Regions from separate parts of the Mus musculus genome. Here regions 1 and 2 are each linked to region 3. The links are chromatin loops, found by intact Hi-C in ENCODE. Cell type or tissue: heart. All regions are shown on one strand. Region 1 has its middle 110 kb from the start of Gm10445. Region 2 overlaps Dysf (dysferlin). Region 3 has its middle 200 kb from the start of Gm10445.

Region 1 (8,000 bases), 93 kb after region 3:
TGTAGAAGCCACAGCAGCCTCAGTTCATGGTGGTGGAATGGAGTAGAAGGAATGGCTGAGCACTGTCTTGGGGAGAGTATGTCAGAGGCACTCTCAGCTGTCCCTGGGATCCTGAGTCTGTAGGTACACACATTCACGTTTGTCTGTTTGCAGTCAGCCTGCATGAAATTTTCTGAATCTGTGCACAAATGCCCATGAGGAAAATACACACGTGTGCCCCATTCATGAACGCATGTGAAGTGGTGTGGAGTCACACATGCCTGCATGTATAGTCACAGACGGACAGGAAGATTTGGCTGTGAAGCTAAGCTTCCTCTCTGCCTCCCCTGCATCCCCAGTCTCCCTCGCCCCTAGATCTCAAACTCCATCCCCCTGGGCCCTGGCAGATGAGAACAGAGAGTCCCCATGTCTTACTATCTGGGATGGTGGCTTCTGTTGGAATCTACCCATCCACCCCCCTTTTCCTGACACAAATAGCCTGTGGAACAAAGGGGACCGGGGCTTGGATTATTTACACAGTCAACATTAGGCAAAGTTGTGGTCTATTTAAATTCTTCTTTATTAGGTCGGGAAATTCCATGGCAACTACTCAGGCAGCTAGGAAACCTCCAAGACTTAAGCTCCCAGCCTCCAACGTGGCTCCCCATCTCCTCTTCCCTGATCCTGACTCTCTGACCTCCCACCCCACCCCTCACTGGCACTTCCAAGATTCTGCCTTACTCTCCCTTGCTTTGGTCCAAGTTCCCTCTTCAGTGCCACTCCTTCTGTCTCCCCACCTGTACCCCAGACCTCTTATTGATGCTGTCCATATCTTCTGAGCTGAAAGGGCAGCTGGATACCAACCTTACAGGTAGCATCTACTCATACACAGTATGGGAAGATGGGGAAGGAAGGTGCAGCTTGTGGTAAGATTGGGAATATGGTAGCTTGGCCATACTAGTATGTTTTGCTTGTGTGACCAGGACTCAGAGTCTGAGTTTGTTCAAGGTTAACTGGATTGGCTATCTGAACAAGGAAAGACACTTCCTACCAGAGTGCTCTAAATGCGTTCCACTGGCAACCTGAGATGTGTAAGATGGGATGCTTGTACTTAAGGGGTGTGGAGTCAGGGTGGGGGAGGTGTCTCTGATATTGTTCCAAGTAGCAGTTGGAGCCTGTGGTTGGGCAGCAGATTTGTCTGATATGAAGTGGAAAAAAAGTGCCAAATATTAGGTTCAAGACGATGAGGCAACGTTGGGGTCGGGAGAAGGTGAGGGGTGGGTCAAGTAAACAAGTGTAGGGGCAGTCTGTGAGGTTATTACAAGCCCCCTAGGGGGAATCTGAAGGGAAGCTTAGAACTACAGAGCTGGAGCCCAGTGAGAGCTGCATTCCTCAAGAGTTCTGCTTTGAGACTCAGAACCTGGGCTTCTCCTTATTACCCCAGCTCAGAATTTGTACCTGCCATGCCTATCTTCAGGAGACATATATTCTGGTAGTAAGGACTCTCAGTAGAGTGACTATAGAGAGCTGAGGGGGCTTAGCTCAGAACTTCCAGTGACCGCTTCAGAGTCTCTGGGGCAGCAGTCTCCGGCAAGGTACCAGTGACCTGTTACTGCTGACTGCCCCATGGTAGTCTCTAGCTCTGGTAGAAGCTGTTAGCACTGATGGGGAATGCTTCCTCTCTGGGGAAGGAGGAGTGGCTGTCCCAGGTCTCAACCAGCCACCTCCATCTCCAAACAGCAGCAGCCGGGTGGCTGGGGGAGAGGGTCCAAGAGCTTGCTACCCATTATCACCTCTCTGTGGGCCCTGCCCTTGAGGCCTGTCCCTGCTGCCACCTCTGGGTCTGTGTTTCTGATTAGCGGGCCCAGCTGGGCGACATTAGTTGCATTTTTCCAGGATGAATCTTGGTTGTGACTTCCTGCCATGGGTCAGAACCAGCTGCTTGCCTCTGCTGCCTGCTTTTTGTGCTACACCAAACACCCTTATTCCCAGGAGGGCATGGGCTCAGGGTGCAGTCTCCTGGAGTGGGGAGACTCTACTCGCCCAGCAGAGTCTGGTATCCCTTCCCTATGTGTCTTGTTTAGGAGGCTGATTAGGACCCAGACCTTGGGACAGTTGCTAGCCGCTGGATAGGGACACAGTAGAATCAGGAAAGGCTCCAAGGTCAAGGGCATAATCTGACTCTGAGGAGACTACACTTCCTCCATGAAACCACAGACTCCACACCAAGTACCCCAGCTCTCTTCCTTCTGCTTTCTGGTGCTCTCGAGGAAAGGGAAGATGGTGTTTAACCACGGGATAGTGAGCTTCCTTTCCAACAGCTGTGTAATTATAAGCATAAGAGAGAAAGTCTTTACATTCAATATGAGCTGAAACATTTGTGGGGTCTTCAGACCCCTTAGTATGGTGGACGTCACCTGGGTAATCCTCACAGTTTTTCCTCAGGAACACATGCAGGCCTGAGTGACAGTGGGCCCAAAACCAGTGCGAAGCCCACTTAGTTCCCTGGGCATTGGTTCAATTGTCTTGTCTTGAACCCAATCAAATTCTGAGGGCCTCAGCCCTCAGCAACCAGCCCGGTGGTGCCTCTCTTTGTCTCTCCACTGGTGCCCCATTGACACCCTACTTCTTACAATTCATTCCTTGCTTCTTAGCCCATCCCCACCCATGGCTCACACTGTGGACAGGGACAGGGCTTTGATGCACAAAGCTCTCTGAGACCTCACGATGCTGTCTACATTCTGAGTATGACATCCATAGACAGCAGCCCACTTCTACATTCCTACAGTCTGAGCATGGAGAACTCTGGCACGTTGCTGGGATGAGCATGCACAAGAATTCAAGCTGTAGATTTTATGGGGGAGGCTTTGGAGTCCTCAGGAAGTTGAGGGGACTGACTTGGTGTGGGGACAAGAACGCGGAACTATCCCTGGGGAGGAAACCCTGTGCCTCAGAGTAACAGGCAGTTGAAATTCTGAGCTGAGAAAAGATGTATGCAGACATGCTGGGTGTCACACACCTGGGGGTAGGGGGAGGGCTCAGGCTCTGGTTATGGGCAGGAGCCACCGGGAGAGCATCAGATGCTGCTATGAGCCTAGGGCTACCATAACTGGATTTTGCTGGGCCACTGTAGAATATAAGGTTCCCATCCCATAGTCCTTGCAAGAAGTCTCTGCCTTCTGCTGACCCCCCAAGATGAGCACATTCTCTCTAAATGTCCCCAGAGGATTCCCTAGTCCTCTGAGGTGTATAAATGGGGCAGGAGACAGAGTTCCTGTCCTGGAAACTCCTGTCCTGGTGGAGAAAGTGTTGTCTTTTTCTCCTGAAGTGACTTTGGGTTATGACACATTGACATACAAGCCATAGTCTCTGTTGCCCTGGAACTAATGATTTCTTCAGTTCTTTGGTTGTTTCAGGCAAATGTGAGCTGGCTTGTTAATAATCCACGAGGCCTTGCCAACAACTACATTTGGCTCCCTGAAGACTATGAATGAAACTTATGTCTGTCTCATGGTCAAGGATGCCTCGCTGTCCCCTGGATGGACAGTGGTGAGGGCTGTGTGTGCAGCCAGTACTGGGAACACAGTGTTGGTTTCCCTGGGCCATGTCAACACGACCCTGAGACTGGGTGGACCCAGGATGGAATTTTGCATGATTGAGAAATTCCCTCATTGAAAGACAACCCTTCCAGTCTCTATCACACACCTGCTAGTTAACTACAGGTTCATAAGTGTTATCTACTCTGGGGACACAGGCCAAGCCAAACAGTTACTGTAGGTCATCCTCCAAAGGCAGGTCTCCCAGGGTTTCTTTGAGCCCCCTGGTGGTCACTTCAAAGCTGTGCTGTCATCCCCAGGGCTTCTTTTCAGTGAAGGCCAGTGTTCCTTCTTGTCATCCCTACTACTACTGACAGACTCAGGATTTTCTTGTATGGTTCACCAGCTATAGGACAACAGTCAAGGGTAGGACCTACCATCATCTCTCCGCAGGAAGATGAGCACCATTCTCACCCAAGCTTGCCTGGTCCTGATGAGAATAGTCACACTGTAGACTTCAGGGCTCTGCTGAAGTTTCCTCCTCCACACCAAGGCCCTAAGGAGGAAGGACCACAGACCAAGACATACCATAACTGTTGGGAGCAGGAGATGGCATCTTCTCCTGCCACAGGATTGGGGTTCCTCCTGCCATCTAACCTAAATGGTCCAGCCCAAGTAATCTACTTTGAGATGAAGGCCTTTATTGTGACATGCAAACGGGGAGAAGGGAAGCTGCCCTGCACCTTGGATGAGCACACAGTTCCCTCCTTGAGTCTTCTGTCTAGCAATAGAGGCCTCAAGGAGGTGGAGAGGACCCTGTATCCTCTCCATGAGCAGCTATCCCCTACCGCCAATGACATTCCAAAGCCACTCAAGTCCTAAAACCAGGGGGATCTAGCTCTCCAGGCATTCCTGGGTCTGGAGCCCCGGGCATGGTTTCCAGCCTTCCATAAAGCTCCATGTCCTGCCTCACCACAGAAACCAGCCGCACGGACTTGTCTCATGGCTTGTGCAGGGATCAACTCTACATGGATTCAGTTTAGGCTTTGGTCCTTCAGTGGTCTGTGGGCCTGTCTACCTACTCTGCCCTGAAAAGCCTCCCCTAGCCGGAGCTAAAACCCCTGTGCTCCATAGTCAGCCCTGCACCAATCACCATTCCAACACAAACCTCCACACTTTCCCAAGAACTCCCATAATTTATAGATTCAAGGCGGTCCAAGTCCATATGAAGAGTCAACTTTCCTCCCAAGGAGCCACTTAGTCCAGAAAGAGAAGGAAGAAGGAAGGGAGGGAAAGGAAAGAGAGGGAGAGAGGGAGAGAGAGAGAGAGATGGGGAGTGGAGGGGGGAGCTGGGAAGGATATGGAGGTGGGAATAACAGTTTCTAAAGTCTAGTTGGAATGTGAGGGTAGCCAGCTGTCCACAGGACAGAAAACACAAGTCAACAACAGCTCCTAGCTTATCCTTTCCCAAGGTGGGAAAACCACCTTGTTTGATTTTGGTTTTCCTCACAGACAAATTCAAGACATCTTCTTCAAAGAAGCTCTGAAAAGTTTGAGACATTTAATGTGTTTTACACTCCCCCCCCCCCTATCTAGTTTAACTGTTAGTGTGATCCAGGGCAAATGAGAGGTCCCTGCCCCACATCATAAATGAAGAAACTGAGGCTTGGGGAGGTAATATTGTCACTTCTCCCCTAATGACAACAGAAGGATGCAGCATCAGGTGTGTGAGGAACAAGGGCACCCCATGAGGATGGAAGAGCAGCAGGAGAGCAAGTGGCCTCCAGGACCCTGAGGCCAAGCCAGGCAGCACCGGGATGGGAGGAGTTAAGTGCCACACTGCAGAGACAGTCATTCCAACACCCCACCCCCTTTTCCACTCAGTTGACCTTTAAATTACAGCATCAGCTGCCTTGCCAGACACACTGTGATTTCCCTCACTCCATCTGCCGCGCCTTTCCCCTGGCACAGTCTCTGCCCTCCCTCCCCTTCCTCCTCCACACTCTCTCCTTCCCATTCCGATGCCCAAGCTGCCTCTCTCTGAGGCCCATTCACAAAATCCCAGCCATGTAGTCAGGCCTTGCCACAGGTGGCATCTGGGCCATGCTGGGGCCTGGTGTTCCTGATCTCTCTACAGCCTCTGTCTACTGAGAACCTCTGCCCAGGCTACTCCAACCCATCCCTATCTAAAATCCCTATCTTCAAGAGCCCTCTCTCCTTCATTGTTCCTGTGGACTCTTGCTGTTTCTAGTTTGCCCTGAAGTCTCCAGCAAAGATCTTGGCTCTATTTGACTAAAACCCTAAACACACACACACACACACACACACACACACACACACACACACACACCTCTCTCTCTCTCTCTGCATATATATGTGTGTGCTCATGTGTGTGTGTGTATATACGTACTTTTGCTACAATGTAGAACACAGCAGACATTAAATCTTATTGGTTTAATTTTCTTTCAGATAATAGTACAGGCTTTGATTTAAAAAAAAAAAAGCCATGGAAAAAGTGTTAAAGAGAAGTGGAACATTAATCAGGGAGCTCTGATGAGAGGAATGAAAGTGTTTCCCTGAGAGGCCAGCATGTGCAGCAGCTGTGTGTGGATATTTAAATGACATTTTTCATATGTTGCCATAAAAAAATCTCTTTGAGTCGATTCTGGAAATATATTCCAATTTGCTACAATGCCAGTGGTTTTAAAATTATTTAGAAATAAAATGTGTTTATGATTTCGGCTGTACTTTGTGTATTGTCGGCTTCGGGCCTCTTTCCTCAGAGGAGGGCCTCGCTGATTTCTCAGAAACTCCGGCTTGTAGGACAGAAGCTATGAGCCTGGGGGCCCTAGAGACCAAGGCTGGGCTTTGTTTTCTCCATAGCCTTTGGCTAGCTACATCCCCTGCTCTGGAGGTTTCAACAGAGACAGAGTGGATCCAGGTGAGAAGCGAAAGGTGACAGGGGGTTGTTTATGTATCAGGGAAGTTTGGGGATTTATTTTGAGAATGAGAAAAAGATTTGTGTGTAGTCCTAAGTCTACATACATTGATTAGGCTAACTCTGATCTTGGAGTGATCCACCTCTGCCTCCTGAGCCCTGGGACGGGGCGGCAGGTGTATCCCACCATGCCTAGGTGGTAAAACCTTTTGAAACGATGTGATTTATGTTGTAAGTCAGACTGGAGACTCCTGGACTCCCTTAGAAGCCTACGTTTGGCAAGAATGAATCTCAGAGTCAGCAGCCCTATCTAGACTTTCCACTGTGAGACCATTGGTCCCACAGGGGCTGTGAGTGTCAACTCCTGTTTGGAGCCAGTTGGGATGGGAACTCTCTAGACTGTGCCCTTGCGCCCTCTCCTCGGGATCCCTTCCTCAGGGCTCCCTAGGGCCTTCCAACCAAGCTCCTGCCCTCTCAAAGGCTGGCTTCTCCCTCCTGACCTAGCTTTAGCCATCTTTGGGAATGTTGGCCAGCTTAATGCTAGGGAGAGGAGACTCCTCAGTGGCCTTTGGACGGTGCACACTAAGGTTTTCCACACTGGGTCTCCTGGCCACAGGTGAGGCCAGGCAGCACTTTAATAGGATTCCATAAGGAAAACAAACCCCTTTCAGGCCTCCTTCAAGGTCAGGAAGTCAAATGTCTTGGAGGGTGTTCCTGTCCTCCCACCTCCCCAGGTTGCATGGCCCCAAGGCTTTCCTAGACTGGCCCAGGGCCCTGCTTAAGAGTTGGTTTTGTCACCACTGACCAGTTGGGGGCACACTCTCCTTAGTTTTCTGTCTCTGCCTGGCTTGTTGGTTGGACCTGGAAGGAAGGATTGGGTGTTGGGTCCCCATCTCTTCCAGGGACTTCTTAGAGGGCTGTGGTGCAGCAGACCCACTTTGACACGGTCTGCCCTGGCATTTCACAGACTCTTGCACTGCCCCTGCACCCTTACCTGCTCTTCCCAAGAGAAGGTGTTTCCAGATGGAAAGGTAGACTGGAGGAGGGGAGCTATTCATGCAGATAGAGGCAGAGGCCCCCCACCCCTTACACACACCGGTCCCCTTCCCTTCTAAGCTTACTCTCCTCCTGTCCCATGTGTGTACACCCAGATTGTCTGCCAAGGATCCTCCGTCTAAGGCTCTCTCCCCTGGTAAGGCTCCCTTGTGTGAGCCAGCTAAAGCTCTCCTTTCTGTGCTTCTGGCCCCAGGAAACCTTGTAGCTGCAACTTGGGGAGGGTTGTGTCTAGCTTGCTTTTGTCCAGCTATGGTCCCCGTTCTGTGGGCTTGTTGTAAGGGGGACAGTGAGGGCAATACTGGGAGCAGGTGGGACACGGAGAAGATTCTAGAAGACCTGGAACAGGTGCAAAAAGAAAGCCTATGTTAGGACTAACTGGCGGGTTGCATTCAGAGGATGTGTGAGCATCGTTCTCTTGTCTGAGATGATTTGAATGAGCTATGAGAGGAGCCTATTTGGTTTCATCACCTCAAAGACAAAGTATATGGAGG
Region 2 (8,000 bases), 70 kb before region 3:
CCATAAGCTCTCAGGCCCTGCCCCTGAGTTTTGAGTCCTCTCCTCCAATTCCCCAGCTTCTGATCCCTTAATGCTCATCCCCAGGTCCTCAGTGCCTGGCCTCTGAGCTCTTACCCTTGCCTCCCCTTCCTCAGCCCTGGCTCTCCTGGTCTGAAGCCTCAGCTCTCAGGGTCCCAGCACTTGACTACCCAGCTTCCATCCCCCATAGTCTTCAAATCTGACCCATTGTGGCCTTAGTCCATGGTCTCCCAATCCTTGCTCCTGTCCTCACTGGTCTCCTAGCTTCTGACCGCTCAACCCCCAGCATCCCCACCCCAGCCCCAAGTTCTCAGCCCCAGTCCCTGCCCCCGACTACTCCCAGTCCCCTGCCATTGACCCTTGACTCTCAATCTTTGGCCTCCCAGTTTTCAGACCTCTAGTCCTCAGCCCCGCCCCCAGCCCTAAGCCCTGAACCCTGAGTTTCCCACCCCTTATCCCTCTAGTCCTTACCCCCCAGTCTTCTCCAGCTCCCTGGGCTGCTGAGGCCCAGTGGCCGGTGTAAGTCAAGTCTGAGAGAAGGAAAATGGTTTGCGAGATGAAAGCACACTAGAAATTCCAGGCCCAGTGGCTGTCAACGGGAGCCTTCTCTTGGCGCAGCCGAGACGCCACTGAAGGAGTGCATATAAATTATTTCAAGTTGTGTTCAAAGTGCTTTTGGGGTGGGGGGAGAAGAATCTAGGTCTGCAAGCCAACTCCCGAGTATCCACTTGGGGGGGACTGTCTGTAAGAAATGTTGAGCTGCAGCCCAACTCCCCCACCTCTGCCACCCCCTCCTCCCACCCCTCCCCCCTCCTCCCAGGCAGTGCAGGTTCAGAGAAAATAGACTTGCTTAGACTTCAGGCTGACCTGGGTGTGTTTGGAAGTAAAGCTATGGGAAAACCTGCCTTCACACACAGCAGCTGAGGCCGGACAGAAAGGTGTGTGGCCTGTCCCATTGACCAGCACCTGGGCTGCTGGCCACCATTTTGGACTTTGGACTCTTGTGGACTCTCTGTGGGTTCAGAGTCACTTTCTGTTCTTTGGTCCTGTCTATGAGAACTCTCCCTCACTCCTTCTCCTGGGAATTCCCAGAAATGACCTGGAGGCCATGTTTAGAGCATCCCTCTTCTCCTCTCCAGATGTTACCCAGAGAGGACCTCTACTGTCCACCTATTGTGGTCAAGGTCATTGATAATCGCCAGTTTGGCCGCCGGCCAGTTGTGGGTCAGTGTACCATTCGCTCCCTGGAGAACTTCCTGTGCGACCCATACTCAGCAGAGAGTCCATCCCCACAGGGTGGCCCAGGTAAGGAGCCTTTGCTGAGCTGGCCCAGTCATTTTTCCCTTGGGTTGGCACATCTGGACCAAGTGACCTCCTACTTGTGGGTGGGAAGCATGGTTCAAAATAGAGGGAAGAAGTAGAGGGAAGGGAATGGATGGGGAACATGGGAGATGAGAGAGATAGAATCAAGAAAGAGAAGGGCTGGGGACAGAAACTCCTCTGCCAGTGTGAGGGGAGGTGAGATTGTGGGGTCTGGTGACAGTCCCCTGGCTGAGTCCCTCATAGATGCAGACTTGCTTCCCTGCAGATGATGTGAGCTTACTCAGCCCCGGGGAAGATGTGCTGATTGACATCGATGACAAGGAGCCTCTCATTCCTGTCCAGGTAGGATAAATGAGATGTCAGCTTCCTTCTGCCCCATACCCTGTATTCCTCATTCTCTCTAGCCCCTCCCCTACTCTTTGCTATGGTATAGCCACTATACACATCCCTTTATACCCTGGTGGCTGGGTGCTGCTTGGTGGAAGGACATGGGTGGGAACTTTCATTGTGATGGGGGAAGGGTTGTGTAGTCCTTAGGGTAAGATCTAACCTTTTTTCTGGAAGCATGTGGGGGAAAAATGGAACATCTACCTTATGGCTGCATTGAAGGCCTGAGATCCCTCAGTGAGAAGGGATACAGAAGGGAGTGTCTCTTCTTTGAAGGAAGATTAGTCGCTGATCTCATGCTTGGCAGTGCCTTGGAGGTATCTTAGAGAGAGCGGCTTGCTTAGTTTAGGACTATAGTATATCTTTCTTATCCTCCACCTCTAGGACCAAGAAGGGAGGATTTGGGGGAGGGGCAGGTAATCAGTCATCCTTTTGCTGGGCACTCTGCAACTTAGGGCCTGCTGGTGAGCACATGACACACCAAGGCAAGTGTCAGGAAGCCTTTTCCTGAAGGGAGCATTGTTCTTGTCTTGAGCTGTGGATGTGCTCTGTCTGCATCCCATTCAGTACTTGCCTCAAGAAAGGCGAAGAAGCCCTACTGTGAAGACTGGCCTTGAACTTGTCTAGGATGTCACCCTCCTCTGTGACTGCATGCAGACTCACACACTTAATGCCTTGGGTGCTCTTAGAGCTTCAGACTACCTGAGGCAGAGCCTCCCAGCCTGTATGATGGTACCCTATCCTCAGACTGCAGTGGATAGATAGGTGGATGGTTGCATAGATGGATGGAGAGACAGGTGACCTTCGGCAAGGCACTGTGCTCTTCAAGTCACCTACTAAATCTTAGCCTTGCACGTGAGAGCAAAGCTGAGTGCTGAGACAGCCTCAAGATCCCCAGAGCTTAGCTCTGAAGTTTCCCTGGAGATACTGAGACCAGTTTCTGCCTCTTTTTCAATCTACTACTTCCAGGGTTTGCTCCTGGACTCATGCTACTGTGGAGGCAGGAAATCTTGCTCTGTGTTTTCACAGATGCTGAGAACGAGCCAGAAGCCCCAATTGCTATCTATAGGCCTCTAACACACACCAGGTCTCTGCCTTGCATTCTCTGTGCTGAGACTGTCTTTGCCCCCTGTTCTCTTGCTCAGTCCATTATTTGAGACTCAATTTATCATTGGCCACCACTTCTCTGGCATGATCTTGCCTACAGCATCAGCTCTAGATTCTGCATATCTCTCTGGGTCTCAGCATCTTCTCTGGATTAAATGCAGGACAGCAACCAGGTGCCTTTTTTATGTCCCTAATGTCCAGCACAAGACCTGATTTAGAGAAGGTATTCAGTGAGAATCTGTCTAGATGGCCAGTGGGTGGATGAATGAATGGATGCATAGATAGATGGCTAGATAGATGGAAAGATAGATGGATGGATGAATAGATAGGTGAATAGAGATAGACAGATGGGTAGATATATTAAGGGATGGATGAGTCAATGGGAAAAGAAACAGATGGATAGGTAGATGGATGATGAATGAGCAGACGGGTAGGTAGATGGGTTGATAGGTGAGTGGATGAGTGGATAGAAGGATGGATGGATGGATGGATGGATGGATGGATGGATGGATGCATGAATAGGTAAGTTGATGGGTGGGTAGGTTCATGGATGGACAGGTAGAAGGATTGATGAACAGATGACTGGATGGATAGATAGGTAGATGGATAGATGTGTGAACAGATGGGTAGATGTATGTATGTATATATGTATGCATGCATGTATGTATATATGTATGAATGTATGTATGCATGCATGTATGTATGAATATATGTGTGTATGTATGTATGCATGTATGTATGTATGTATGTATGTATGTATGTATGAATGAATAGACAGAAAACTTGTCCATTGTCTGCATGAGTCTGAGGAAGAATGTCTCCTAGCTGAGAAAGCTGAGTGAAAATTTGGAGAAGGCTCCGCAACAATGTCAGTACAAGTCTGTGCTTTGCTTTCCTTGTTGATGGGTATTTGTAGCTAAGTGAGTCCCAACCCCTGGCTTGCCCCACTGCCCTCGGCTCCTATTTCCTGCCCGCTTCACAGGCCTGTATAAGCTACAAGTATGTGCAGGGCTTCCCAACAAGATTTCTGCTCTCTGTGTGTCACCTTTAGTGTCCACAGGCTTAGATAAAGAGGGACTGTTTTAGTCCTGTTGGCTCCAAGCACAACCAGAGATAGAGAGTGAAGTGGTCAAGGCTAGATTGCCTCCTGGCCCTGACATAATCAGACCAGGACTAGGCTTGTGCAAGAGCCAGACATAGGCTTGTGCTCTGTGTGAGCACATGGGTACTCTGGAGAAGTGGACAGAGAGGTGGGTGCCTAGGAGCTGGGATCCAGGAGATGTGACACATAGGCAAAGCTGGTCTTGCCTAGGTTGGGAGGTAGCAGGAGAAAGATGGTGGTGGTGGTGGTGGAGGAGGAGGAGAAAGAAGAGGAGGGGGAGGAGAAAGAGGAGGAGGAGTAAGAGGAGAAGGAAGAAGAGGAAGAGGAGGAGGAGATGGAGGGGGAGGGGAGAGGGGGGAGGGGGGTCCAGCTTGCTTTGATGGAAGAGGCCTGGGCCACATTCTTACTGAACATACCATCTGGAAGGAACATACCATCTGGGGGAGATGTTATGTGTCTTTACATAATAAGGTTGTGTGTGTGTTTGTATTCCATGCAGGTTTTGGATTAGTAGCTGAGGATGTGGTATGTACACACACACATATAAGATGTGTGTGTGTGTGTGTGTGGTAAGGTGGTTTGTGTATATGTATGTGCATTAAAGAGGTGTATATGTGCTAAGGCTCTGTGTATCTCTGTGTGTGTGTGCATGTGGTGAAGTAGCATGCATGTGGTAAGGTGGTGTATGCATGTGGTAAGATGTTGTGTGTGTGGTAAAGTGTTTGCATGTATGAGGTGAGGTGAGGGAATATGTGTATATATGTGGTATGGTTGGTATGTGTGTGGTGAAGTGGTGTATGCATGTGGTAAGGTGGTGTGTGTGTATGTGGTCTGGTAGTATGTATGTCTATTGTAGGTATGTGCTGATACGTCAGTGGTGGGTATGTGTGTGTGTCTGTGTGGTGAAGTGTGTGTATGTGGTAAGATGCAATGTATTTGCACTTGTGTGGTATGTGTTTTACTGAGGATACACCTGGAAGGTGGCATGGGGAAGCCCTGAGAAGGTGTTGAGGACCTTCTCTCCCATGGTGGGCTGAGGTGCGGGCAGCTCTCAGGCTCAGGCTAATTTGGAGCTCACTGCTCCACTTATAGGCTTCAGGCTGCCATGAAGGTGGAAACACAGTCCCAGAATTGGAGCAGCAAATTATGGCCACAGCCCCAGGGGAACGTGTAATTTCTGCAGCTGCACAGGGCTTTGGTGCTATGTTTAGCCACATGTGTCCCTTGTGCTCTGGTGACCTGCCTGTCCCCCTCTCACCTTCTCTAAAAGGGAACGATTTCAAAATAACACAGAGGCCTCTGAAGGGTCAGGGCAAGAAGGGGAGGGACAGGGCCATCTTTGGCAATCTGAGGTCTGCTGGTGGCACGCACCAGTCTGGAAGGTTCTACTATACCTGGTATTGGCCAGCAGCCCTGGCTGGTGGCTGGTTGCCATTTCATCTGCCTGCCTTCCTAGACTTGGGCCCTGCAGCTCCTTGGTAGTGCTTCCTGCACAGAAGGAAGAGTCTAAAGCCCACTGCAGGTCTCAACAGGCCCTCCCCTACACTTCTGCCCTAAGCCTTTCCTCCTGTATAGGAAGGAAGTCTGGCCTGAGATTCACCATTTTCAGGGTCTTCTTGAAGCCTCTGAATCACTGAGAGGGAGGTTGGTGCTGGTGGCTGTGGGTCCTCAATACTCCCTGCCTTCTCTAGCCTCACCTCCCATTTCCCCTGTTGCAGGGTGTTTCTCTCTCTCTCTCTCTCTCTCTCTCTCTCTCTCTCTCTCTCTCCTGCCCTCTGTCCAGCTTTATCCACTAGCTATCCTGCTATTCGGCAGGGGAGCTGTTTCTAGGACGGGCAGCAAGGTTGTCCTGTGAGACTCCTCCAGCTTCCTTTGTGTAGGTTTGGGGAGCCATGTGGTCCCCTGCTTCTGGGAGATGGAAGCTGAAGGCTTTGCCCTTCCTTGGCTACCCTGCCTCAAGTATGGGTATGTTAGGGACAGAAGGAGCAATTGGAGGGACGGTGAGGGCTGGAAATGTCTCTGGAGCAGGCAGATTTGAGAAAGGCAGAAAGTGTCTGCGTTGGTGCAGCAAAGGCTGTAACATAAAACAGCGGCAGGAGACCAAACTAGGCTGGCAAGGCCTTGCTCAAATTCCAAAGCTGACTCACCACTCACTGTTGCTCTGGGTCACTGTGATTTAGGGAGGTTGTGGAACTGTCCAAGGTCACATAAATGGTTGGACCATGGAGCCAGGCATGTCTTACTGGGGATAGCCCATTCTGCCCACAGTTGGTGCAGGGGGTGCCTGAGGAGTGAGGGAGAGATGGATGGATGGAGGGAGGGAGGGAGGGAGGGAGGGAGGGAGGGAGGGAGGAAAGGAGAGAGGGAGGGAACAAAGGAGAACCCTACTCCCTCAGAACTGTCCAAACTTCCCTCTCACAGGTCCTCAGATCTCAGCCCCGAATCCTGTTGCTAACCGGCATGTTTAATTTGTAGCTTACAGATGGGCTGTCAAGCTTGGGCCCCACTAACCTGACGCCTTCTCCATCCAGTCCTCATGTATGTATTGTTCACTATTTGTTGGCTCAATTGTCTTTGCATATTTGGGAATAAGAACAAAGGGTAGGGAGGAGAGGAGCCCTTCCTGATCCTGGTGTGGTCATACAGGGGTGGGAGTAAGCTCTGGGGTGCAAACCTAGAAATCTCCGGCTCTGATCAGTCTCTTGCCCTCCTGAACATTACTTCAGCCCTGGTTACCTGTGTGGGCTGGGGTTGGGTATGGCTGCTAGGGCCAGAGGAAGCAGGCAGGTCCCTAGCTTCTACTCTGTCCTCTGGGACCGGGCCTAGGAAGGCTCTTCAAATGGCCACAGGCTAGCCTTCCCTGTTCCTCCCACAACATGAGTATGGCTATGGCCAAGAACTCTCAGTGAGTTCTGATGTATTCTGAGTCCAGATGGTTGGGACAATGTCAGTACTGTGGTACCTGGTAGGGCTACTTTCTGTCTGCTGATCTACCAGGTTCAGGCTTCTCTGAGTTACCTTTTGTGAACATACAGAAAACAGGGCGGTCAGCATCTCCATCCGAATCTAAAACTGTTTAAGTGTGTCCATGTTATTTTATGTTCTTGTTTAGACTTTGAGGTTTACAATGTTGGAGTCATTGTCCTTTCTTATAATATGCACTGCAAAGCTTAAAGATACAATGTGAATGCTCTCCCACTATTTTTAAAAGTACGGTTGAATGTAGCATGCAGCATCTCAAAGTACTACATACTCAGCACTGGACACTTGATGTATTAATTCCCACTGCTGTCCTTTACATCGCTAGATTTAGTTTGCTGTCTATAGGTCCAGTCATTTAATTTATTCCTAGGTGTTTTGTAGCCTTTGTTAGTGTTATCAGTGGAATACCTCTATTTATGATTATAATTCTTACCAGAAAATACCTCCTCTCCTCTCCTTCTCTTCCCTCCTCTCCTCTCCCCTCCTCTCCCTTCCTCTCTCTTCTTCTCTCCTCCCTGCCTCCCCTCCCTTCCCCTCCTCTACTCTTCTCACCTTAACCCTCTCTTTCTCTCCCCTTCTCCCTCTTCTGTGCCAGGGATTAAACGCAGGGTCTTGTGCATGCAAGTGCTGTACCACTGAGTTACACCCCTAGCTCAGGAAATGGCACTTTTACATATACATTGCAACTGTCTCATTATTAAGCCCTCTCCTTAACCCTTATTGATTGAAGAAAATTTCTAGATGGATAAGACAGTTTATTCCTCATAGCTGGAGCTTTATTATTACTCAGAATACTACTTGACAGTAGAGGTGCCATTGAGCAAAGTTATTTGGCCCTTAATTAATGAGAATTATTTATTGTTTTCTTTTAATGGTAGTGATAACTAGCTGTTTTATACTCATAGTCTTGTCTTTGTCAAGATTTTGTCTTTAATCAATAGTTTTCTACTAGCTTAAACTTGCAACAAGGACTGGAGGGAATGGCTCAGTGGGTAAGAGTGCTTGTTGCACAATTGCGAGGACCCAAGATCAAATCCACAGCACCCACATACAAATCCAGGCACAGCCATGTGAGCCTATA
Region 3 (8,000 bases):
TCCCTTGAGCCAGTACGGCACTAGGCATATCTACTTCTTAACTGGCATTGGCAACAGGAAGCCGTTGTTTTAATTAGTTTGTTTCTGAGACAAGATCTCTAGCTCAGGTTAGCTTCAAACTCACTATGTGGCTGAAGGTGTCCTTGATCCTCTGGGTCCACCTGTCTGCGCCACCTAAGGGCTGAGATCACAGGCTTGTGCCCCTTTGCCCAGTTTTGAAGGAGCTGTTTTAAGCCTGTTTTCAGAGGATAAATGTTAAACTTGAGGATGTCACAGAAACACACGTATGTTATCTCAGTTGCTCTCACGCGGTGGCTCCCAGATGCTCCTAGAGCTCTGGTGGGGGTAGAAGTGGGACGCAGGGGGGGGGGCACTGTGCAGAGGTGACACTGGCCCCATGAAGTAGGCAGTGTTTGCCTTTACTTGGCAATGTTTATAGAGTGGCTGCCATGCTCTGGCTAGGAGTTATGCATGAGAGACTTGCCTGTGTGAGGAAAGGCCTCTCTGGTCATGGCATCTGAGAACGAGGACTTCAGGTGGCCACTGGCTGAATAATGGCTGCAAAACTGAAGGGAGGGGAGATTTTAGAATGACTGCCCTTTTTCAGAGGTGAGACTGAAATGAGTGGTAGCCATGTACACCTGAGATGAGTCTTCTCAGCAGAGTCCACAGCATGTTCAAAGAATTCAAGGGAAGAACAGGTGTGGGCTGTGACCCCTGTCTCTTGTGTAACTCACCTTACACTTCTGGGACAGTGTGACCCGTTGGTCTTGATTGTCAACTTGATGGGGTTGAGTCACCGTGGAAACAAATCATTGGCCAAGCCTGTGAGGAACTGTCTAGATTCGCTTCACAGGGTGGATCCATGAGTGCGAACATGCCATTCAATGTACTGGGATCTCAGACTGGGTAAAAAGGAAAAAGATGAGCTGAACACTGGCTTTCTGACTCTTTCTGAACTCTGCTTCCTGGCTGAGGATGCCATGTTGTCAGCTGTCCCGGGGTCCCGCTGCTGTGACTTCCCCACCAACATGGACTTGCGCCCCTGAACAGTGAACTAAAATCAACCCTTCCCTGAGGTACGCCTGTTAGATGTTTTGTCTCAGCAATGCACAAAGTAACCAATTCAGCCAGAGAGGGAGTCTGGGTTCTATCCTACGGCTCCTTTGCTGTGACTCATGCCCTTGCCTACTATAGGCTGGACTGGTGATGTGGGCACAGAGGCCCTTGGCTCTTGCCTTTCCCATGCTTGGTTGCCTGGAAGCCAGCCTGGGCTCTGGGAAGTGCTTTAGAAGTTGACCTCTTCATTGCCTACTCTAACCCTCACTGGGATTTGAGCAACATACTCCTTCCAGATGGGCAAAGGGATCATTTATTTTATTTTTAAAAATAGTTTTTAATGGTTTTTGTCTTATTATAAAAGTAATATATGTTCATTAGAGAATTTTGGGAAAACAGCTAGCAAAGGGCAGAGTATAAAATAGCCCCTAATCCTATTAACCAGAGAGAACTGTGGCTGGCACTTAATTCTAGAATTTCCCTTATGTAAAGTACATGGTAACAAGCCTGCTATGGTGGCACCTACCTACAACCCCATGTTTTGTTGTCAGAGACAGGAAGTTTTGAGTTTAAGGCCAGTGTGGGTTTGGGGGGGTGGGGTGGCAGGGTGACTATGTTTCAAGCAAGCAAGCAAGCAAGCAAGCAAGCAAGCAAGCAAGCAAGCAAGCAAACAAGTTAGTCTTTCCCTCTGAAAGTTGTTTTATTAAATACTTAAGTGGGTGGGTCAGCATGGTGGTACATGTGGTTAAACCAAGCAGAGGCAGATGGATCTTTGTGAGTTTGTGGCTAGCCTGGTCTACAAAGCAACTCCAGGATAGCCAGGGCTCTGTTACACAGAGAAACCCTCTCTCAAAAAGAGTAATGGTATGTTTTCACTATTTTATTTGATCATAATAAATAAACGTATGTCATTATTAAAAAAATGGATGCAACGAGAGACAGTCATATTTAGCAAATTAAGTCAGACTCAGAAAGACAAATCCTGCATGTTTTCTCTCAATTGTTCTTTCTGGGTTTTGTAATAGATACATAGAATCATGTGTATATATAACACGGAAGTGACACTGTATAGGAGACAAAGGGGACCAAGGGGACTGCAGAGGTGGAGAAAAGGGATGGTGGGGGAGGGTAGAAGGGAACATGGTGAAAATAACTATATGCTTGTGTATATGAAATGGCTCTAAAGCCTAGTGCTACGTATAGAATATAAACTAACAAAAACAAGGGCTGGTGAGATGGCTTGGCTGAGAAGGTGCTTGCTTACAACCATGAGGACCTAAGTTTGGGTCCCAGTATAGAAGCCAGGCATGGCAGCAAGCACTGGTAACCCTGGCACTCAGGGCTGGCACAGGGAGGCAGAGGCAGGCAGATCCCTGGACCCCATTACCCAGCCAATCTAACCTATCACTGGGTTCCAGATTCAGAGAGAGACTCTGTCTCAAATAGTAAGGCGGAAGGTAGTTGAGGAAGATACTGGATGTCAATCTCTGGCCTCCATCTCCATTCATACACATCCACATGAATATATATATATATATATCATAGGCTTGGCCCTTTAAGATGCTAGTCACTCAAAGCTGGTCATATCTTCATAGCTTGAAGAAACCAGGATCCCCCCATCCAAACATTCAATTCTCTCTCTCTCTCTTTCTCCTTCCTCCTTGTGCAGAAAATTAAGAAGTGTGATGTGCTGACCCTGATGTATCTATCACAACCCCTAACTTACGGTCCTACCTGTCTTCTTCATGCTTCTCGTCATGTAGGCTAGCCCTGATTAAATCACATGGCATAGAAATTCCTGCCATGCTCTGAAAGGGTATGAAAGGCAGGTGTTTTACTTTGTTCTGGGGACTTCTCTGCAGGCTCCTCTTCTATGCACCCCCCCCCCTTTCCTGTCCATGATGGCTCTTGTTCTTGCTCTTTCTGTAAGCCATCCCTCTCTATGAGCAGTGTTCCATCTGGAGTGGTCTGAAGATGCATGTTGGAATATAGGCCTAGGCCCATGTTGCCTTAAGCTCCAGGTGAGCCTCCTGAGTTCTGGGAGGACAAGGTGTAAACCATCATGCCCAGGATTGCTTCCCAGCATCCATATGAGACAGGCCCCACCGCAGGACACCGCTCCCACCCCATCCAGATCACTCCACCTCCACCTCCCCTTCCTCTCCTTCCTGTGGGTGTCCTCCTGCCTGACCCTCATTAACTCAAAGTTAAAATCTGTCTGCAGTCCCCCCCCCCACCCTAGATGAAAGGTGGGGGCAGGGGCCAGACCCTTCTCACCCATGCAAGTTCGGAGCTCTGTGATTTATGATCGAAAATCAAATGGCTTGGCCCCAAAGAGCAGGCTGGGATTGTTAGGGGATGGCCCCAAGGCTCTTCAGGAGCCCTATAAAGAGTGAGTGATTTCCTGGAAAGCCCAGCTCTTCCCCCTTCTCCCTCTGAAGCCAGCAGGACTCCCTACAAGGTGGTACAGGTTGTCCACAGCCTCACAGAAAGGGCCCTAGCCTTAAGGACAAAGGTCAACAGCAAGCCCTCCCTGAGCTACTGTATAGGTCAGAATCCAACAGCTAGAAGTTGATTGACAGATATCTTCTCTGTCTCCCTCTTCCTATGCTCAGCTCCACCCTCCAGGGTGCTCCGTCTCCAGGATCTGACCCCACCTTCCTATCTTAAAGGGCAGATGAATCCAACAGTACAGAGGAAGGGGACTCTTGTCAGGAAGGAAGAAAGGGAACATGGATCTAGGTTGAAATTGCTAAGTGTCATAGACTCAGAATCTCACAGGCAAGTGCTGAGGAGTAGGGCCAGGACCTCTGAGTAGGGTGTGTCCTTTGATGAGAAGGCCTTCCCAGAGTGGGATATGAACTGCCCATGGGAAGGCAGGCATCCTCTTCTATAGCCCAGGGCTCCTGAAGGCCACACAGCATGGGACACTGGACCTCACTCTCTCTTGGCTTCCTTCCTGAAAGGTTTGATGGTCTGCCTCCTCCCTCCCTCCCTCCCTCCCTCCCTCCCTCCCTCCCTCCCTCCCTCCCTCCCTCCCTCCCTCCCTCCCAGCAGGGCAGGCAGAGGTGAGTGGTAATATGCTGGCAGGGGACCAAAGGAAGCCAGGAGTCAGAAAGGATAGTGGTTGGTGGCAGGGAGCCCGGCTCAAGGAGACATTTGCTTTTTTATTAGTCAGGGAGAGCCACAAATGGTCTCGGTGAGTTGAGTGTGGCTGTGCTTATGTAACTAAGCACCTAGGCACAGAGTGTTCTATCTACTGCGGGGACAGGTGCCCCCCCCCCCCCGTGCTGGCTGCTGGAGGCAAATAGAGGTGGCTTTGCAATTCTCTCCCAGCCCCTCACCTAAAGGCTGCCAAGCCACCACTCTCAAACAGAGGTCCCGAGCAGGTCCTGTGAGGTAAGTGGGATCTTCCCTCTGCCCTTCCTAAATTGTAATACCCACAGCATCCTCAGGGAAGAAGGAAGAGGAGCTGAAAGGAGCTGGTCTGTAACTAGAAATGGTGGAAAGTTCCATGTGTCTCCAATTCTGGTCCAGACTGACCCTGCACACACAGCAAGGACCAGTGTGTGTGTGTGTGTGTGTGTGTGTGTGTGTGTGTGTGTGTGTATCAGAGAGCCTCAGCCGGGGATAGACACACCAGTAACTCTGCTGGGGTCTGTCCCTGGGATGTCTTTGCTGGCTCCTAGTAGGACTAGCTTACTGTGGCGAGTTGCCTGGGTGGCCCTCAGCTGCTCTGGCCCATGCCCCTACAACCCACACGTTATCATGGCCACCCCTGCCTAGGTCCTCTCTAGGCCCTGTGGTGGTTGCTCCACGACTCACTCTACTCTGACCTGTTCCTTGCCTGCCAGGGTAAAAATAGCTGTTTCCACGCAGCTACCTCAGCAGCAGCAACTTTCTCCCACTTGAGCACCAGCCAGTGCTGGGCTCAGAGCACAGATTGCAGGGCCGGGCCTGGCATGACAGCCTGCCTTGCCTGGAGCCAGGCTGCTCATGAATGCCTCGTTGTTCAGGAAGATGACCCTGGGTGTCCTGCCTCTGGCATAAGGCCTGCCCTGCTCACCTCCAGGTCTCTGACCATTCTCTTGGCTCTCTGGTCTGCCTGTTGCTTGGGATTTCAACTTCTATCCCACTGGGAGGTGTGTGGACCTTCCTGGGTTTATGTTTTGAACAGTAGGCTGGGACCCCATGCTCTCTCTCTCTCTAGCTAGAGTGTGATGGAGGAGGCCCACTTTGCCTCTGCAGAGCCCTGGGTCTGATGGGGGAGGTCGAACTTCTCCTCGAGGTTGGAGATAAAGGCATGATAGCTCTTCGAATGACTCTGCACTGCTGGGAAGACAGAGCCACATCCCCTATGAATCTCTGGGTGGCATGTGTGATCAGCTTCTTTCTTGTTCCTAAGGGACCCTCTGTCTGAAGGCAGCCACAGCTCTTGGAACTGGACAGCTCAACATAAACAAGGCATGGGCATTTTCCTCAGAGAACGTGGATTCTGATGAAGGACAGTGCTTTCAGTGAGCCCACAATAGTATGCTGGAGACCCTGAAGACAAATGGCTAGATAGATACTTGTGTGGTGGGAAGTCTCAGCAGGTTCTCCTAGGAGCTGGAAGGACAAACAAGCTCTGGTGAGGCCAGGCAGGAGGGGAAGAAAATAGAGGAGAGGAAAGTGGCTGTGTTGTCCTTGCCGAGGACAGCTTGGACAGGGAGCAGGGATGGGACAACTGGGAGACTCTTGATGGATTCAGTGGGTGTGGTACTTGGCTGCTCAACACTGGCATCCTAGAAAGGCAGAGCAGCCTGTAGCCAGGGTCAGGGCAGAGGTGGGGAACACAGCAAGCCTCAGGACAGAGCCCCTGCTGGTCTCCCCTGGCCTCCCCTTCAGAGGTAGTGCCTGCTATCTGAAGTCTTCAGAGTTAGGCTCTGATTGGTGGCTTGGGCCCAAGGAAGGTAGGTGGGATGGGAGCAGCCCCATCTGAACCCTTAAGTACCAAGGGTCTCAACACAGGAGGCTTCCAGGAGATGACATGCACAGAGATGTGCTGCAGGAAGCTCTGAGAGGGTTCCATTGGTATACCGGTGGGCCATTCCTTCAGAGTACTCTGTATAGTCTTTCTGGTGAGATAATCCCTAAGAATGGAAATAGTGAGAGGTCTGTCTTTTAGATGAGAGGTTGTCACACCCAGTGATAAGCTAACCACAAGAGGTAGTAGAGTTCAGGTGTCCTGAAGTCAGTCCTCCTGTGTGGGTGTGTGTGTTCCGCTCTGGAGGCCTCTGCGTAGAACTGGAGGATGGGCTGTGTGGATGCCTCCTGACTCTCCCTCTGGCTGGCTGAGGCCATCAGGCAACTGGTGCTCCTGCCAGAGGCAGCCAGGCTTTGGGGAAAGCTTCCCACAATCCTGTCACCATGAGAACGCTGGCCAGAATCTTGAGGGAGCACCCTTCAGGTGGTCTGGAAAGAACGTACTCCATTATGGTCAGAGGTGGCATTCACATCTGTGTTGGACAGGACTGTGAGCAGCTCACTGCCTTCCTCAGTCGGCTTCAGCCAGCCCGCAATCTCCAACCCCCGTGAAGTCAGTGAGAGGCCACAGGATGGAATGGCAGACCTTGTACGTGTGTAGGGAGAGCTTTATTTAGGGCACGGGGCTTAGAGTGTGGACTGGATACCAGTGGGGCGAAGCTATGGTATTTTCACCAGTCTGGCTGCTGAGGAGGAGGGCTGGAGGGATGTTGAGAGAAGCCAGGGCTCCGTGTGGTGCTGAAAACAATGCTTATGCATTAGCAAAGGGTCTGTTCCATCCAGGGAGGTAGTACTAATGGTCTCAGCCTTGTGGCCCACTTAGGTCTTCAGCTCTTAGCAGATAGTGTCCTTCAACCACAATCCAGGGCAGGACCTGTGTTATGCACAACCCTGCCTCTGCAGAAGTGGTGCGTTGTGTGTCCGACATTGGTAGGTTGGGGGTAGGCAAAGGAGTGCACCGGGGCCTATACTTTGCCCTTCGCTGACTCCCTGAGCTGCAACTTCGGGGTTAGGCAGCGCTAGGGTATACAGCTCTAGCAAGAACTGAACAGTACCACCAATTAAAGAATCCTGCACAGGGAATGTAGGCCTGTGTGAGGTCTCTAGTTCCTGGGTAGTGAGAATGGGGCAACCCCTGGCCACATTTACAGTTGTATGGGCTCAGTGCTATCCCCTCAGGGCAAGGCAGAGTCCTCCCCTTCACCCAGGCTTTTGGACTCCAACCTCTGTAGCCTCACAGATGTACTCACTGTTCTTATCCTGTGGGAACCAGTCTTGGGCATACCTTGCTTGTGGGGAGAGCGTCACCCCACCCTCAGCTCACCTATTGGGACCCCTGAGGCCAGAGACACCAAGAAAACTGCCTAAGGCTGCATGGTAAAGCAGGGCAGGCAGGCAGGCAGCAGATCTGACACTTGCCTCTCTGGACTGCCCTGCCTGTGAGGTCATGAGGTCTTTAACTCCCTGAGTCAGCAGAAGGTGAGCTAGGTGTGGGTAGCAGGAGAGGTAGGAAACAGAGAGGACAGGGCTGATCCAGCAGGTGTCCTCGTGACCTTCAGAGGTGGGTGGTCAGTTCTGCTGGAGGATGCAGTCCCTAGGAAGGCTCATTGTGGGGTGCAGCGGGGAGCTCTTGAACAGTTCGGGCCATGAGGGATGAATCCTGGGGAGGCAGCCACTGAGGCTGACATGAAGAGGGCTGTGTGTGCTTGTGTGAGTAAGGGTAGCCAGTGCCCAGCTCTCTGAACGGCTGTGGGTCCGACTTCCTGTTGACCCTGAAGGGCTTCTTCAGGCTAAGAACCCCCTCTGAGGTTTCCTTTGTGTCGCCTGTCCACACAGGCTCTCAGTCCTTTTGCCTTTCCCTTCTCTTCCCTCTCCCCTTCTCACCTGCTGCTCACCCCAATCCCAGCATGTGGGGA

Evidence for each region. A loop is a pair of places that touch in the nucleus more often than their neighbours do. Peaks named below come from ENCODE experiments on the same cell type or tissue, not always from the same donor. Only the 100,000 strongest peaks of a DNase experiment are listed, where the experiment ranks them.
Region 1: a loop joins it to region 3, with 2.6 times the contacts of the local background. A loop is called at or near these places in 2 of 42 quality-filtered maps.
Region 2: a loop joins it to region 3, with 2.4 times the contacts of the local background. A loop is called at or near these places in 2 of 42 quality-filtered maps.

Annotation. Positions count from the first base shown.
Region 1 is chr6:84,313,511-84,321,510 of GRCm38, forward strand. No RefSeq gene overlaps it. Among named protein-coding and RNA genes, the nearest start is that of Gm10445, 110 kb to the right of the region's middle. In heart, CTCF peaks have their summits at 3,810 (motif pointing left) and 7,257 (motif pointing right); no DNase peak of the experiment used is centred here; H3K27ac peaks cover 488 bases; H3K27me3 peaks cover 2,017 bases.
Region 2 is chr6:84,150,727-84,158,726 of GRCm38, forward strand. Dysf (dysferlin) reads left to right here. Exons shown (of 55, transcript NM_021469.3): 39 at 1,158-1,323; 40 at 1,607-1,683. Among named protein-coding and RNA genes, the nearest start is that of Dysf, 140 kb to the left of the region's middle. In heart, no CTCF peak of the experiment used is centred here; DNase peaks (open chromatin) are centred at 3,995 and 5,235; H3K27ac peaks cover 1,814 bases.
Region 3 is chr6:84,220,823-84,228,822 of GRCm38, forward strand. No RefSeq gene overlaps it. Among named protein-coding and RNA genes, the nearest start is that of Gm10445, 200 kb to the right of the region's middle. In heart, no CTCF peak of the experiment used is centred here; DNase peaks (open chromatin) are centred at 4,209 and 4,939; H3K27ac peaks cover 2,814 bases; H3K27me3 peaks cover 490 bases.